Regions from separate parts of the Homo sapiens genome. Here region 2 is linked to region 1. The links are chromatin loops, found by intact Hi-C in ENCODE. Cell type or tissue: OCI-LY7. All regions are shown on one strand. Each heading gives the region's core, and the rest is flanking DNA. Links, peaks and the distances in the headings are about the cores only.

Region 1 (7,645 bases), core at 827-5,826:
AAGCAAGAAAACAAATCCCAGAAAAACATGGTTTCAATCTTGTAAAGCCTAGAAGTAAGGCTAGTTCTTCAAACTATTTCTTGACTATGTCTACAGGTATTAAGCTACTTATAAGCTTGGCGAGATTAAAAAATAGATGTTTTGTGAAAATTAAGAAAAGAAAGTGGCACCTCTCTGAGCCAGAAAGAACATGGTAGGAATTAGTAATGCTTTTACTAAAAATGTTGGTTGCCCAGTTAGAGACCATGGGAAGTTGCAGACCCAGGAGGTCTGGCTTTCAGAGAGTTAGACGGCACTTCCTGAGGGACATGGAGAGAGAAATGTAGCTGGATACAACTGTCTGCCAGGCCTTGGGTTGATCGAAATATTAAGCTACATAAGCCCAGTTCTTGCCCTCAAGGAGCCCTTAATTTAGTGGATTTTTATTTAGATTAATTCTAAGAAGTAAAAAAAACAAAACAAAACAGAAGTGTATGGATTAAGGAATAGTTAACTGGGGTCCTGTTTCTAGTAAAATGCTATTCAATCTTAAAAAACAATCAATGGTAAGGAAACACAGCGAAGGCATGACAGTCAAATTTTTAGGTGACAAAAATCTTGGAGGACTAACTCAAATTTGAATGTCTGAATCAATACTTTAAATATGTTTTGACAGAATCAATTAAGTCCAAGTTGAACCTAACTTAAGTTCAAAATAATTAATTAGGTGAGTAGACTGTTAAGCAAATTTGGGCTTAAATTACACTTTAAAAAAGTAATGTCGGCCGGGGTTAGTGGCTCACACCTATAATCCCAGCACTTAGGGAGGCCAAGGTGGGCAGATCACCTGAGGTCAGGAGTTCAAGACCAGCCTGGCCAACATGATAAAACTCTGTTTCTACTAAAAATGTAAAAATTAGCTGGGTGTGGTGGCACGTGCCTGTAATCCCAGCTACTCAAGAGGTTGAGGCACGAGAATCGCTTGAACCTAGGAGGTGGAGGTGTGAGTTGAGGTCATACCAGTGCACTCCAGCCTGGGTGACAAAGCGAGACTCTGTCTCAAAAAAAAAAAAAAAAAAAAAAGCAGTAATGTTGCTTTAGTCAGCCACAGACTTAATATGAGCCAGAATGAGTTTGCCACAAACATGAGTGCAACCCAAGGATGGAATAATAGAATAATAGAAGTAGCGTGTCCAGGACAAGTGGTGTACCACCACTATTGTCTGTTTTGGTCCATTCTTGGTCTAGAGTCTTTTTTTTTTTTTTTGAGACAGAGTCTCACTCTGTCACCCAGGCTGGAGTGTAGTGATGCGATCTTGGCTTACTGCAACCTCCACCTCCTGGGTTCAAGTGATTCTCTTGCCTCAGCCTCCTGAGTAGCTGGAATTACAGGCACGCACCACCATGCCTGGGCCTAAAAAGTCTTCATATGACTCATTTTAAAAAGGATGTTTGGCCAGTCGTGGTGGCTTACGCCTGTAATCCCAACACTTTGGGAAGTGATGTGGGTGGGTTGCTTGAGCTTAGGAGTTCGAGACCAGCCTGGACAACATGGTGTAACCCCGTCTCTACAAAAACTAGTGGTGCCTGGTGGTTCATGCTTGTAGTCCCAGCTCTGTGGGGGCCTAAGGTGAAAGGAATGCTTGAGTCTCAGAGGTTGAAACTGCAGTGAGCCATGAACATGCCACCACCCTCCAGCCTAGATGACAGAGTGAGACCCTGTCTCAAAAAACAAAAAAAAAAAAGAAAGAAGAAAGGGAAAAGGATATATTCATAAGTTCTCTTTCCCTTCACAAAATTTGTCTTCCATTTTTGTAAGACTGTTGAAAATGCATTGAGAATTTTTATGGTCATCCAACTAGAAGAGCTTTAAACCATGACCAAAATTTAAGGTCTAGAAGCCAAAATAATCATGCATAATGAATTAGTCTTTTATTTCCTGGACCTTGTTATGACATTCCGTAGATTTCACCATACTGTTCTTGAATTAGATGCATGATACAATGTCGTCTTTCTTCAGTCTTTTCTTTAGCTCATGATCTCTGCAGCCCTGTAATTGTGTATATTCCTTTGGATATTGTTATCAGCCTCTTTCTCTTCATTTTCTCCTTGAGAATTCATCTACTCCTGTGGTTTACAACTTCTTCCTTCTTGGATAACCTAGAAACCTGTAGTTGCACCTCGGGTTGCAACTTGGACTCCAGTGTTGTATTCCAACTATTTAGGGAAAAGGAATACAAGATAAGGGAGCTAAATTTTGTTTAGAGCATTTTACCTAATTCCCACAATAACCCTGTTTGGTTTGGGCATTAGCACTTTTCAGATGTGGACACTGGGTCACAGAGAGCCCAAAGTCAGAGTTTCATGGAATAATAAGTTGATGATTTGCACCCTGATCTTCTGGCTCCTATTTCAGGGCTCTGTCCACCATGGCTGCCTCTCTTTTGTATCTTATGGTCTGTATTTGGCATTTATTATTCACTCCATCCATTTACTTATGTAGAAATATTGCATGCCTACCATATTTCAGGAACTATGCTAGGGATGGGGGAATAAGGAAATGAGCAGGACACTGTCCTTTCTTTTAGAAGATAACAGGCTGTCAGAGGAGGTTGAAAAGACAGATGACTGCACGAGGTGATAAAGGCCCTGATCTTCTATGGAATGCACTGTTTGCCAAGATAGCTGGGGAGGCAGTCAGGGAGAGATATTTCATGAGGTTTTGAATGAGGAGTAGAAATTTGGCTTCCCATTCCAACAGGGCTGTGCCTTTTATTTCACTTTGCAGGTTTATATGTCTTGTCTTCCTCCCTACCACAAGTACAGGCATAGTAGGCCCTCATACTGTTGAATGACAGCTACAAACAGGACTGAGGCTATAATGCAACAAAATATCCATACTTAATTCTTAGGTAAAAATCACAATATATCAAAACAGATTTCCTATCAGAACAGTTATCAGCATGAGATAGTTCCTCCCTACTTTGTAAGGGAAGAAATTATATAGTGGTGAGATTTAATGGCTCATTTAAGGTCACACAGCATTTAGTGTCAAAATCTTGAGCAGGGTCTGCTCCTCGGACTCCCTATCTTGTACCTTTCAACATCTGAATGTGACCGACTCTTCCAGAATAGCTGGAGACAGAGCCTGAGCAAGAACAGAACAGTGTTTCATCGCTGCTGGTCAGAGGAAGAGTCCACTAAAGTGCATCCAGTATAGAGATGCTAATGGCCTATTAGGATCTTACAATTCTGGCAATTTCTTACCACCCGGACATTAATGACTACAATTAATTATTCACCTCGATCAGACTCTGGGAAAACCTGCCAGGTGCTGTCCTACCCTATGAGAAACCACCTTACTGCCAAAGAGGAAAAGGTTGTTTTTTTTGTCCCTGAATTCACAGAGGGGGAAGCGGTTCTTTTTAATAGGTCTGGAATCTGAACTTTCATAAAAGGCACCTTATCTCCTGACTTTCTCATATGTCTTCATCTGTTCTATTGACTCTCTTTGATGGAATATACCAGCCGGCGCTACAAAGTGCTTTTTAATACTTTGGTAAACAGTTGAGAGAGAAACCTCATTACAGATAAAGTGAGAAGTGAAGTTGGACAGCCCATTTATCTTACTCAAGATGAAGTAAGGGCTGTTGCTCAATTAGGCTAAAATAAAATCTCTCATGTTTCCTTCCTAATGTCTTGTTTGGGGGCAGGGGTATGGGGGCGGGGGAAGTGAGTGGCAGGATGAGTAAGCTTCTGAAATATTGCCCAAGAATGTGACAGGCATCGGGGGAGGGAAATGAGCTTCAGCAGCTGCTCCTACAGCAGTCACTTTGCATTGCTTTCTGCCAGCAGGAAGCGGGGGCATGAGATAGCTAGGAGTCAATCAGAGACAGCCAGCTCAAGTCCTTCTTCAGTCCTGGCCACCCCACTTTCATTAGCAGCCTCAGAAAGGAAAGGGGAGGAGGGGCAGATGGCAAAGGATTATTGGTGGGGCTTTAGGAAGAGGAATTGAGAAGAGTGAATTTGATCCAAATCTAAAATGTATAAAGATTGTACACCTGCTCTTATTCTTTAGTCATTAATCATAGCGGTTTGTTGCTGTTTTTTAATGGGGATGGAGGGGGACAGAGGGAGTGCAGGGGTTGGGAAAGGATGGTGGCAGTGAAGGAGAATGAGAAAACGTGTCTTGTTGCCCTGAGCTTGCACCTGGCTCTTCCTCAGTGTGCTGTGCTGGTTGATAGAATGTTTTCATTTTCTTTTCCCCTCAGAGACACATGTTTATTCTCTTAAAATGGGGAAGATCCCATTTTTCCTTTCAGACTGTTTAATCTGAAAGGAGAAGATCTCGGCCAGGAGATACCTTGTTTCCAGTTTGAATCAGATCAAGTTTACCCTGAGAAGTCTGAGATATGTTTTACAAAGGCAGATAGAATGAAGGCCAAAGTTCTGACTCATTAATTTGATATTTTAGATGTTGTAAGTACAAATACTCCCTCCTAAGCTCAGGTACTAATCTTGTTTTGTATATGATATCCATGGTCATTAGGACTTGTAGTCTACTCTTTGTACTGTGACTTCAGAAAATGTTTATTTAGATAGAAAGTACAAACTACCCTTTCCTTCAAAACTTTTTTGTGAGCCTTAGAGAATCATGTACTGAGGTATTGCCAAATGGTGTTTTGATTCAGCTCCTCTGATTAGGTCATTAAAATAAGAAGATTTCACTTCCTCTCCTTCAAGGATAACCAAGAGCCCCAGGTTGGAAGGAGAGCAACATCCTTGTCAGCTGGCCTGTAGCGCAGTGAAGACCACAGCTATCACCACTACATCAAAACCAAAGTCTGAGAGCACCTGCCTGCCCCAGAAGATTCAGAATCGTGCCCCAAATCTGCCTCTCTCAAGAAAAAGATAAAATGCTCAAAGATCACCTAGAATACTTTACCCATCGTATATAGTAGAGCAGGATGAAAAATCTGGGTTGATTTATGGAGTGGTAAATAGTCCCTTGTTGACAGGATAAATTTGTTTAGAATTTTGATTTACCAGGAATGTGCCATGAAGCAAAGCTAAGAGGCAACTGGGAAGTTCTTCAAGCAGGTATTAGATTTGGAAGTGAGAATTTAACTTGGATGCTTGTCGTTGTGGCTAGAGTTGGGCAAGACCCAGAGAGGGGAGCCAAGTGATCAACTCCTAATACCTCTTTTAGCCACTTTTTATGTTAGGAGATTTTACAGTCCTTTTCTAAGACTTTCAGCAGCCTAAATCACTAGGAAGGTGGTTAGCCTGGCAGCCATCATAACTGAGATTGTATGTGTATATACCCTGGATTTACCTGTAATCTGTGAGCTCTTCGAAGGCAGAAATACTGTGTTTTTCTTTTGTTTAGTAGGTGCACAAAGTGTAATAACTGTGGCTGAACTGAACTCAATGGACTGCTTGGTGTCCTACTGCTGTAGACTAGAGCAGATACAGCATTTTCCAAGTTTCCAGCAAGTCTAGTAGGACTTCATAAAATGGCAGGCTGAAAATCAACCTGCAACTAGTAGCATATTTTACTAAAAATACTCCTGTCTCTATAGAGGGGTGTGTGGTCTTTGTGGGGGCAGGAAAAGTTACTAAGATGTTTCCACAGGTTTATGTAAGACTATCCAACTCCAAATCCAGTTTCTGTGTTCACCAACCCACCTGAAACTACCAAGGTGGTTATCTAGACACCTTTCAACCAGGAAAAAGATGCCCAGGCCAGGAATTTTTTTGAGAGAGAAAGAGGAGAGAAGCTAAAATAAGTTTTCACAGCCTCTTCATTCAAGAAATTGAGGTTAAATAGAAGGCATAAGTTCTAGTATTTGATAGCCATTCACAGTAGTGTTCACAGTAGGGTGATTATAGTTAATGATAATTTATTGTATATTTCAAAATAGCTAGAAGAGACTTAAATGTTCCCAACACAAAGAAAGGATAAATGTTTGAGGTGGTGGATATCCTAAATACCCTAATTTAATCATTATACATTGTATGCATGTATCAAAATATCACATGCACCTCATAAATATATACAATCATGTATCAATAAGAAATTTTAACTAAAAATGATTACATAAACTAAACTACAATTACATAACCACAGAAAACTAGCATGAAAGTGGTTATTTACTTTGAAAAAAAAAGAGAGAAATTTAGAACTTTATAAAGGAAATAAAATGAAAATAGGCCACAATGAACAGTTGACACAAAGCTGAGAGGAATTGAGTACATGACCTCGAAGGAGTCTCCTAAAACTAAGAGGTGGGTCAGAAAGCTGGCAAGCTCTAATGCTTAGACTCACACAAGTCCATGTGTGAAATTAGACTTTTGACCTCCAGGCAGTGGTCTTCAACCCAACGGGAATGCCCACCCTTGGGAGGAGAGCAAATGACTTTCCATGAGGCCCTTACATTTCTTGTAAGGAAATTAATTTTTATATTCTCAATTTCCAACTGTACTTTTTCCTAAGATTGATCTGCCAAGTCTGTGATTGGTTGGCTCTTCCCACCTCCTTTTAAAATTCCCTTTTTTATTAATGACAAACAAACCTCTCATCCATTCTAAATCCTATTAATGTGGATTTCCCAGGGCACAAAGCGAAGGGACAATTCCAGGATGCCTTGCTCCTGAGGGGAGTCCCATGGGTGCCAGAAGGAAATGTTGAAGGGAACTTTTTATTCTTATCCAAGAGGGAAACTCTTGGCAAGGCTCTGAGGGCTCATTCATCCATTCTTCCATCCATCCATCCATCCATCCATCCATCCATCCATCCATCTATCCACTCATCCATCTTTCAATTAGAATTTGAAAGTGAGATGTTTGTCCCAGGGATGAGCATAAATATGCTTATTTGAATTGAAAAATGAAGTAAGACTTTTTCTGACAGAAAGTCAGTCTGATTTAGATGACTGATTTGACAATGACTAGGTTTGCCAAGTTCTATGGTGGATGTTGCCTATAAATTGATCTTAGTATACAGTTCCAAGATTTTGACAAAAAAATATATTCAGAGCCTGTATGCATCATAGAACATGTTGGGAATTAAGCTTATAATTAACATTTTTTTAGTTTAAAATTGTGTAGAGTGCACATAGATTATTTTTCAAAAACATTTAAGGAAATATACAAGAAAATTTGACAACTGCATTAGGGATTCTTAGAGGGCTAGTCTAGGCTGGAGCAATTTGAGGAGGTTTCTTGAAGTGCTAGAACTGAGCTGGGTTTTAGAGGATGGTAAGATAGTTCAAAGTGAAAAGGCAGAGAAAGGCTCTCTGGTTATTTATTTAGTGTCAACAGGATAATGTGTTTCGTACAACTTGAGGTTGTACCAAACATGAGTGGAGAGATGGTAATGTGACCAGCTTAGTCTCAGGACAACAACCATTGGAATGGTAGGAACAATAACGCTGGTCACCTGTCTTAGCCTGAAAAGATTTAATATCTCACTTGCTGGGGAGTAGAAAGAGGGCAGATTGAATAGGTGAATGGGCAATAAGGCAAGTTAGAAAAAGCTTTAAAAGCCCCATAAAGAAATCTAGATTTTAAGCCACACGAACAAAGCAGAGTTTAATCAATGTTAATCTCTCTCATCTTCTCTCAGGGTGTGTTGTTCTTCCTCCGAATCTCCATAAAGTCATTT
Region 2 (7,645 bases), core at 1,789-6,788, 280 kb before region 1:
AAATAGCGCAAACACGAGAGGCAATCTTGCTTCATAACAACCTGATCTCATTGTAACTAATGTAGTCCTCAGAGAGTGAGGACTCACTAACTCCCTCAAGACTGTACTGATTCTTTCATGAGAGCAGATTCCTCATGATCCAAATGCCTCTTAAAGGTCCCACCACCTCTCAACACCATTACAATGGGGACCAAGCCTCAACATGAGTTTTGGTAGAGACAAACCATATTCAAACCACAGCACAACTCAATCACACAAGTGCTTTACCTCAAGACAACCTCTGTACTCTGGTATGCAGAAGTGCTTGATGTACTTTATATATTGTGACAGAATATTAAGGACATACACAAAATAGTCAATATTTAATAAAGTTATTGCTTTCTGACGGACATTCTTATGTGAAAATGGCTTTTGAGGGTTTGGGCTGTTAGAGAAAGGCAGCAAAAAACACAATGCCTACTAGTACAGTTTGGTACCACCAATGCTTTTTACCATAAGGACAAATGTCAACTAGTGAAAAAGGCAACTAACATCTTAGAATTATTATGAAAATGATTGTGAACTATTTTGTGAAAGCCCTAAAGGAGTCTTAAGCATCCCTATGGTACATGGACTGCACTTTCAGAACAACTTCTATAAGCGATAAAGAGCCATTTTTTTAAAGAGTTTTAAGTAACCCACGCGGGACTTCTACAATGCAAGATTTTATAGAGTGATAACGCTTACAGTTGAGTATCAATGGCCTGAAGACATAGTGAGGATTAAGACTTGAAGGAAAGCAACTGCAGTAAGGAAGAAGCATGGGGACTGGAAGGAGATAGGTTAATGGGTTAGAGGCTTAGGTGACAAGAGTAGAAGACGGAATTGGAAGTGGCTAAGGTACTGTCTCTAGGCTTCTTTACTGAGGAGGAAGATGGTACCATTCAGTGAATTTGAGAATTGGGGAAGGAAGAATAAATGGGGATGAAGAAAGGAATTCAGGATAGTTTGTAGTCTACACTGAAGTTCAAACTGAGAAATCAAGTATGTAGCTGGTCTGTGGAAGAGCCCATTTTCATAAGGCTTTATTTCAAGCTTGTGTAAGAACAATATCCAAGCCTAACAGGTCTAGGGAATAGGATGGGGAGGGCACAATGGCAGAAAAGTTCTGGATTAGAATGTAATGTGGCATCTGTTCCCTCCCAGCCCCATGAATTTCCAGATATTTATGTGTTTGAGTTTTTAGAGAAAGGGAATGCAGGGAAATGATTAAGGAGCTGTTTCAAAGAAGGGCTTTGTAATATAAAGGGGGCACTGTATTAATTAGGGAAACATCAGCTGTTGTAACGAAATCTCGATTGTTTACTACACAAGAAGTTTAGTTCTTGCTCAAGTACCAACATGAGTGTTTCTGGTTGGCAGACAGCCTTTTATGCAGTAATTCAAGGAATTATGCTCCTTTCCTCTTCTGACTTTGCCATTCTCCACAGTACCTTGAAGTCTTTTGATCCAGCTGGCCGATAGAGTGCAGAAAGCACAACCATTTCTTAATTATCTTGGCAAACACTAGTCATATGGCCCTACCTAGATGCAGGGGTTGTGGTGAGAAATTTAATCCTTGGTGGGCAGTTGCTTCCTAGCAATAAAAACATACTAGAGGAAGAAATGCATGAATAGCTGGTATATAGTTTGCCATTTCTTCACACAGGCACATAAAGCAGGTTCACAAGTGATAAAGTATGACATTACTGAGGACATAAGAGAACTTTCTCCATTTCTACATGAAATGTGACATCAATCTTAGCACCATGAAGGCTCCCATACTTTCTGGCATTTCCTCTTGGGGAAGCAGCAGAGATGATGATGCTTGATTAGAGATAGTTGTTCTATGGACAAGGAAGTAACCAAGCAGATTCTTATGGGTAGAGGGGAGTCTGCTTTTTAAAAAACAAACAAAAAAACCCACATGAGATATCTCTAGAAGAGTTTCAGAAATATTAGAAAGGAATTTCAATGGAGAATGAAGCCCTGTGCAAACATCTAGGGTAATGGCCAAAATAGGCTATTTGACCTATTATAATAATGAAAAATAGGCTATTAATGTAACTCTGATTCCATATGTATTTACAGGGTTAGTATGAGGGAGAGATTTGGATTATCAGTTTCAGACACAGTGAGTTTCATGTGCCCATGGAACATCCAGGTAGTAATATGTAGGTTACAGAAGATATACATCTCAGGAGAAAGTTCTGAACTAAAGATAGAAATTAAGAGTCACAACACAAAGGCATCAGCTGATGTAAAAGGAGTAAATGAGATCATGAAGGTACACAGTTAAAAAAAAGAGAATTTTATTTTTATTTTTAAACATCAAAAGAGAATTTTGAATTCATCAGCTTTTGGTTCTAAATATCTGTATTACCAACATTACCTATAACATATGTGCAATACAACCAAAAACAAATCTGCACTATCACTGCAAGATCATGTACTAATCTATTAAACATTTTAAGTGCTTTTGACCATGTTGTCCACTTGTAGATACTCAAAGTATACTGCAGCAGATAAATGCTAGTTTCATGTCTTACTGACATGCCTTTAAAATGTTTTTTGAAGGACTCATGAGTTTTGCAACTCACAAAGCACGCAGCTGGACCTTACTACTAAGAATGCATTTAACTAAAATCTCTGCTAGCATTTTTTTCCAAAGTAAAACTAAACATAATATTGTAGAAGATGTGAAAAAGGTTGAAAGTAAATTATTCAGGAAGACATTAAAAAATTTTTAATGCACATACTGGTGGAAAAATAAAATAGGAGTAAATTATATATAAGCTTTGTAATTCAGCTAAAATATTAATTTTGATATTAAACTGGTAGGAATAATTCAGAGATTTCCTTAAATTCTTAGCACAAGTCCATACTGCCATTAAAATAGATGTGCTTTGATTGTTGAAATATCATACCAAGAAGATTAAAGCATTTTCAAAATCAAGAAATGCCAGAACTGTCTACAAAGCTAAATTATTTTCACACTTCAACAACTGCACCTGGTGCTCCACTCACTAGTAAGTAAAAAGAATAAGAAGTAACTAGGATTCAACTCCAGCTGGGTTTGGGTATCATTAACGAAAACCTAATGCAGCAGCTGTTGAAAATTAGAATTAGCAATGCTGAAAACTTGCTATTATTTTACTGGAGTTTGATATGCATCATATTCTAAAGCAGTGGTTCTCAAACTGAGCATGCATCAGAATTACTTGGAGCATTTGTTAAAATACAAATTCCTGCCTTCCCACATTCCCTAGCTACTAATTCCAAGGACTAAGAATTTGCCAGTCCAGTTCCCAATGCTGATATGATGGTCCAGGAACACTTTGAGAATCGGTGTTCTAGAGGGCATTTCTGTTGGCTTATTAAGAAGACAGATATAGAATATTATCTTTTCCATGTAACTAATTAATTGTACCCCATTAATTGGAATTTTAGATGTACCTTAGATCTGTGAAAAACAACGTAATGGTATAAACTAGTTGTGAGGGTATTCTGGTCATCACATCCATTACCCTTTAACTCATGGCACTGATTCTATTGGACTAACTGGATTTCCCATCTTCCTCACTGCTCGCCACCAACCACTACGTCTCCTAAGGCTAGTCAGTTCCTCTTTAAAGCATGCTGTACCATCATTATGGAAAGCACAAGTGAAATGTTTACATTGTTCTTGAGCATAAACTGTTACAAAACCCTGTGAAAATGCAACATTAATTAATTCTGAATCATGGTCATTGCCCCACACCCTTTTAAACTGAAACCATTTTTGGGGTACAACCAAGAATTCAAGAACCATGTTAAAGATATTCATCTAGGAACATTCACGTATATATGAAGAAATTCTGATTAAACTACAAGTTCCAGTCCTGGCTTACTAGTTAAAAACTGAAGTTCAAGTAGATTGTACACTACCCATTGTTAAGACTAAAAAAGTGAGTTAAAAAAAAATTTTTTTTGAGACAGGGTCTCGCTCTGTCACCTAGCCTGCAGTGCAGTGGCATGATTAGGGCTCACTGCAGCCTCGACCTCCCAGGCTCAAGTGATCCTCTCACCTCAGCTTCCGGAGTAGCTGGGACTACAGGTGTGCGCTATCATGCCTGGCTAATTTTTGTATTTTTTGTAGATACAGGGTTTCAGCATGTTGCCCAGGCTGGTCTCAAACTCCTAGGCTCAAGCGATTAGCCCACCTCAGCCTCCCAAGATGCTGGGATTACAGGTGTAAACCATTGCACCTGGCCTAAAACTTTTTATATTTTACAGCTTTGTATCTTCTGAGAAACTGTTATAGCTTTTCAGTTGAATTTGTATTTTTCATGAATCTTTAAAAATTAGTCACAGGTATTAATATTCTAAAGATGTTCTTTTTTAAACATCGATTTCCAAAAACTGTCTTCCTTTGCATTTGTCTTGTGTAACAAAAAAGAACCATTATTCAGGATCCTGTAAACTACAATTCTTTACTAGTGACACTTCAACATGCCCACAATGCAATGATAATTGATATTCTCAATAATGACCAGTAAAATGCTGGACAGTTGTTATCAATCGACAAAAACTAATGCTTGACCATAATTTGAGTTTTAATTGTGTTTTACTGAATTTTAATCATATGAAACAAGTGTAAGAAAAAAATTCTCAAGTAGAATATTCTTTATTTTGCAGACTACTGAACATTTACTATACAATAGACATTTTAATATCTACTTTAAAATAATTTGTTGATCTTTACATACCCTATATATTAGCTTTTTAAATCCATTAATATTTTTGGCTTATTTTCCTATGCCAGAAATAAAATTATGATCATTATGAAAAGGTATGGGTTGATAAAATTAATGGGGATAAGGCAAAGTAACTCAAAACTGTTTGTTCTATTGTGAGTTACTCTGCCTCATCCCCATTAATCTATTTGAATTAGGCAACATAAATTTAAGTACATTCTAATTGAACACTGGAACCAATCAAACCACGAAAACTGAAAAAAAAAAATCATGTAGAATTAACGTGACTTTTTGGGGGAGGAGAGCATAACTTGTTTAAAAGCTACTTCTTTCTCTGAAAGAAAGGTGATGACCATTATTACCCAGTATACAGCAGACACACAAATTTGCTTAATAAAAATAATATAGCATACTAAATTAAACCATATGGGAGACAGAGTTCTTCACTCCACAATCTAAGAAATATTAAAAGGAAGTGAAGGATAATGTTAAAAGTGAAGGTTTGAGGTGATTTGATCTCTACTAACCTAATGTTACATATAGCACAGTCAAAGCTAAAGCTCCATACATGTCAAGACTGTTTAGTATAATATTCTAGGTATATCACACCTGACTAATCCTCAGAGGTTTTTTCCTGTAATGGTGCCAAGACTCTGTAGGAGAAAGTGATAGTGGCAGAAAAGTCAGAGATTAAAGTGGTCAGATAAGTAGGGCAGGACCATGATTTCTGACCCTAGAGTAATCTAAGAATCACATGGAAAGTTACATTACCTTAAAATAGATTACAGGGTATAACAAATTCCATGGGACTGGGGAATCTGTATTTCTTAAAAGCTCCCAAGGTGATATAAGAGCAAGTAGTCTAAAATCAATAACAAACAGAAGATATTAGAAAGCAACACTGGAGTCAACATTTGTTGACTCTGGTTTGTGACCCTGTGGGTACCATTCTCCATTTTACCCTTTTATAGCTAAAATTTTACAGGAGTCTCTGTAGCATAATCTCTCATATTTGGAGGCCATTTTATTTCTAATGTAGTCCCAGTTTACTTCCCAATTTTGGCTTTTTCTTGGTGGCCTAAGATAACCTAGAAATAATAAGTCTAAATAAAACAAAGTTCGAAAAATAAAGAAAATAGAAATTTTAGGAATAAGATTACTTGATGGGATCTATCAAATTATTCAAATTCTTAAATCTTAATTTATAATTACTAACATTTATATTTGCACATTAAAAGATAATGTACTAATTATCAGGATCCATACACACCATAGAAAAGGCTGAGATTGTCAGACTAGATAAAAAAGCAAGATTCAACTATATTCTGACCACAAGAAAACCACTTTAAATGAGAGAAACATTAAATAACTTAAAAGCAAAAGGATGAGAAAAGATATATCACATTATCACAAATCAAAAAAAGCTGGTGTAGCCATATTCATGACAAATGGATTTCAGAGTAAAGAATACTGGCAAAGATAAAAAGGATCATTTCATAATGATAAAGGGGTCAATTTATCAAAAAGACATAACAATCCTAAACAATTTTGTACCTTTATAAGAGAGTTTTAAAAACATATGAATTAAAAGCTCACAGGAAAAACAGACAAATCTGCAAGTATAATTAAAGATTTCACCATCATGCTCACAACAATTGATAGTAAACAGAAAATCACTAAGATACAGCAAATTTGAACAATATCATCAACTAATTAGCCAATTGGCATTTAGAGACCACTCCATCCAGAATGCAGATACACATTCTTTTCAAGTGTACATGGAACATTTGATAAGACAGACCATATTCTCAGTCATAAAACAAGGTTCAAAATATTTGAAAGTACTCAAATCATACAAAATATATTCTCTGACTAAAACAGAATTAAATTTAAAATAACAGAAAAGACATTTGAAATGTCCACAAATACTTGGACTAAATAACACACTTCAAGTAACCCACAGGACAAAGAAAAAAACAAAAAGGAAAGTAGAAAAGCATTTTGAACCTAATAAAACAAAAACATCAAAATTGTAAGATGTAACTGAAGCAGTGCTTTTAGGGAAACATACAGCACTACACGATCATATTAGAAAAGAAGGCAGTTCTAACACCAGTGACCTAAACCACAGCTAGTTCTTTGTGCCAAAAATAAATAAATAAATAAAAATAAAACTGATAAACTTCTAGCCAGACTAATAAGAAAAAAAAAGGGAAGATACAAATTATTAATATCAGAAATGACAAAGGAGAGAATACTACAGACAATAAAAGAATATTATAAGCAACTGTAGCCAATAAACTTGATAAATTGCTAAATTCCTTGAAACACAAAAATTAACGAAGCTCACAGATAGCTAAACAGAATAACCTTTTAAATCTATTAAATGTATAGATAAAAAACCTTCGCACAAAAAATGAAAACAAATCTTTCTCACAGATAAACAAAAGGCCCAAATGGCTTTAGAAAATTCTACCAAACAAAAAAAATACCAATACCAAAAATACCAACATAAGAAAACATCAACACAAACTCTTGAAGAAAACGCTTTCCAGTTGAGTCTCTGAAGCCAGCCTTTGATACCAAAATCAGACATGAAATCCCTTATAGAGGCAAAAATTAACAACATTTAGTGAAATGAAAGGACAATTATCATACCTATGTAGTTTATCCCAAGGATACAGATTGGTTTAACATGCAAAAGTCAATGTAACTTACCTTATTAAATAAGCTAAAGACCACGTATTCATCTTAATACATGCACATAAACAAAATCCAACATCAATTCATGATAAAAATCTCAGCAAACTGGGACTAGAAGCATGATAAAAATCTCAGCAAACTGGGACTAGAAGCATGATAAAAATCTCAGCAAACTGGGACTAGAAGCA

What was found. Hi-C counts contacts between places; a loop is a spot of excess contacts. Peaks named below come from ENCODE experiments on the same cell type or tissue, not always from the same donor. Only the 100,000 strongest peaks of a DNase experiment are listed, where the experiment ranks them.
Region 2: a loop joins it to region 1, with 1.8 times the contacts of the local background. A loop is called at or near these places in 1 of 110 quality-filtered maps.

The regions. Positions count from the first base shown.
Region 1 is chr1:86,770,596-86,778,240 of GRCh38, reverse strand. No RefSeq gene overlaps it. Among named protein-coding and RNA genes, the nearest start is that of SH3GLB1, 70 kb to the right of the region's middle. RefSeq lists an enhancer at 3,430-4,629. In OCI-LY7, for the core only: no CTCF peak of the experiment used is centred there; DNase peaks (open chromatin) are centred at 3,790 and 4,750; H3K4me3 peaks cover 2,174 bases; H3K27ac peaks cover 3,259 bases.
Region 2 is chr1:87,048,597-87,056,241 of GRCh38, reverse strand. All of the region lies in intron 1 of HS2ST1 (heparan sulfate 2-O-sulfotransferase 1), which reads right to left. Among named protein-coding and RNA genes, the nearest start is that of LINC01140, 77 kb to the left of the region's middle. In OCI-LY7, for the core only: no CTCF peak of the experiment used is centred there; DNase peaks (open chromatin) are centred at 2,591, 3,051, 3,631 and 4,091; H3K4me3 peaks cover 3,979 bases; H3K27ac peaks cover 5,000 bases.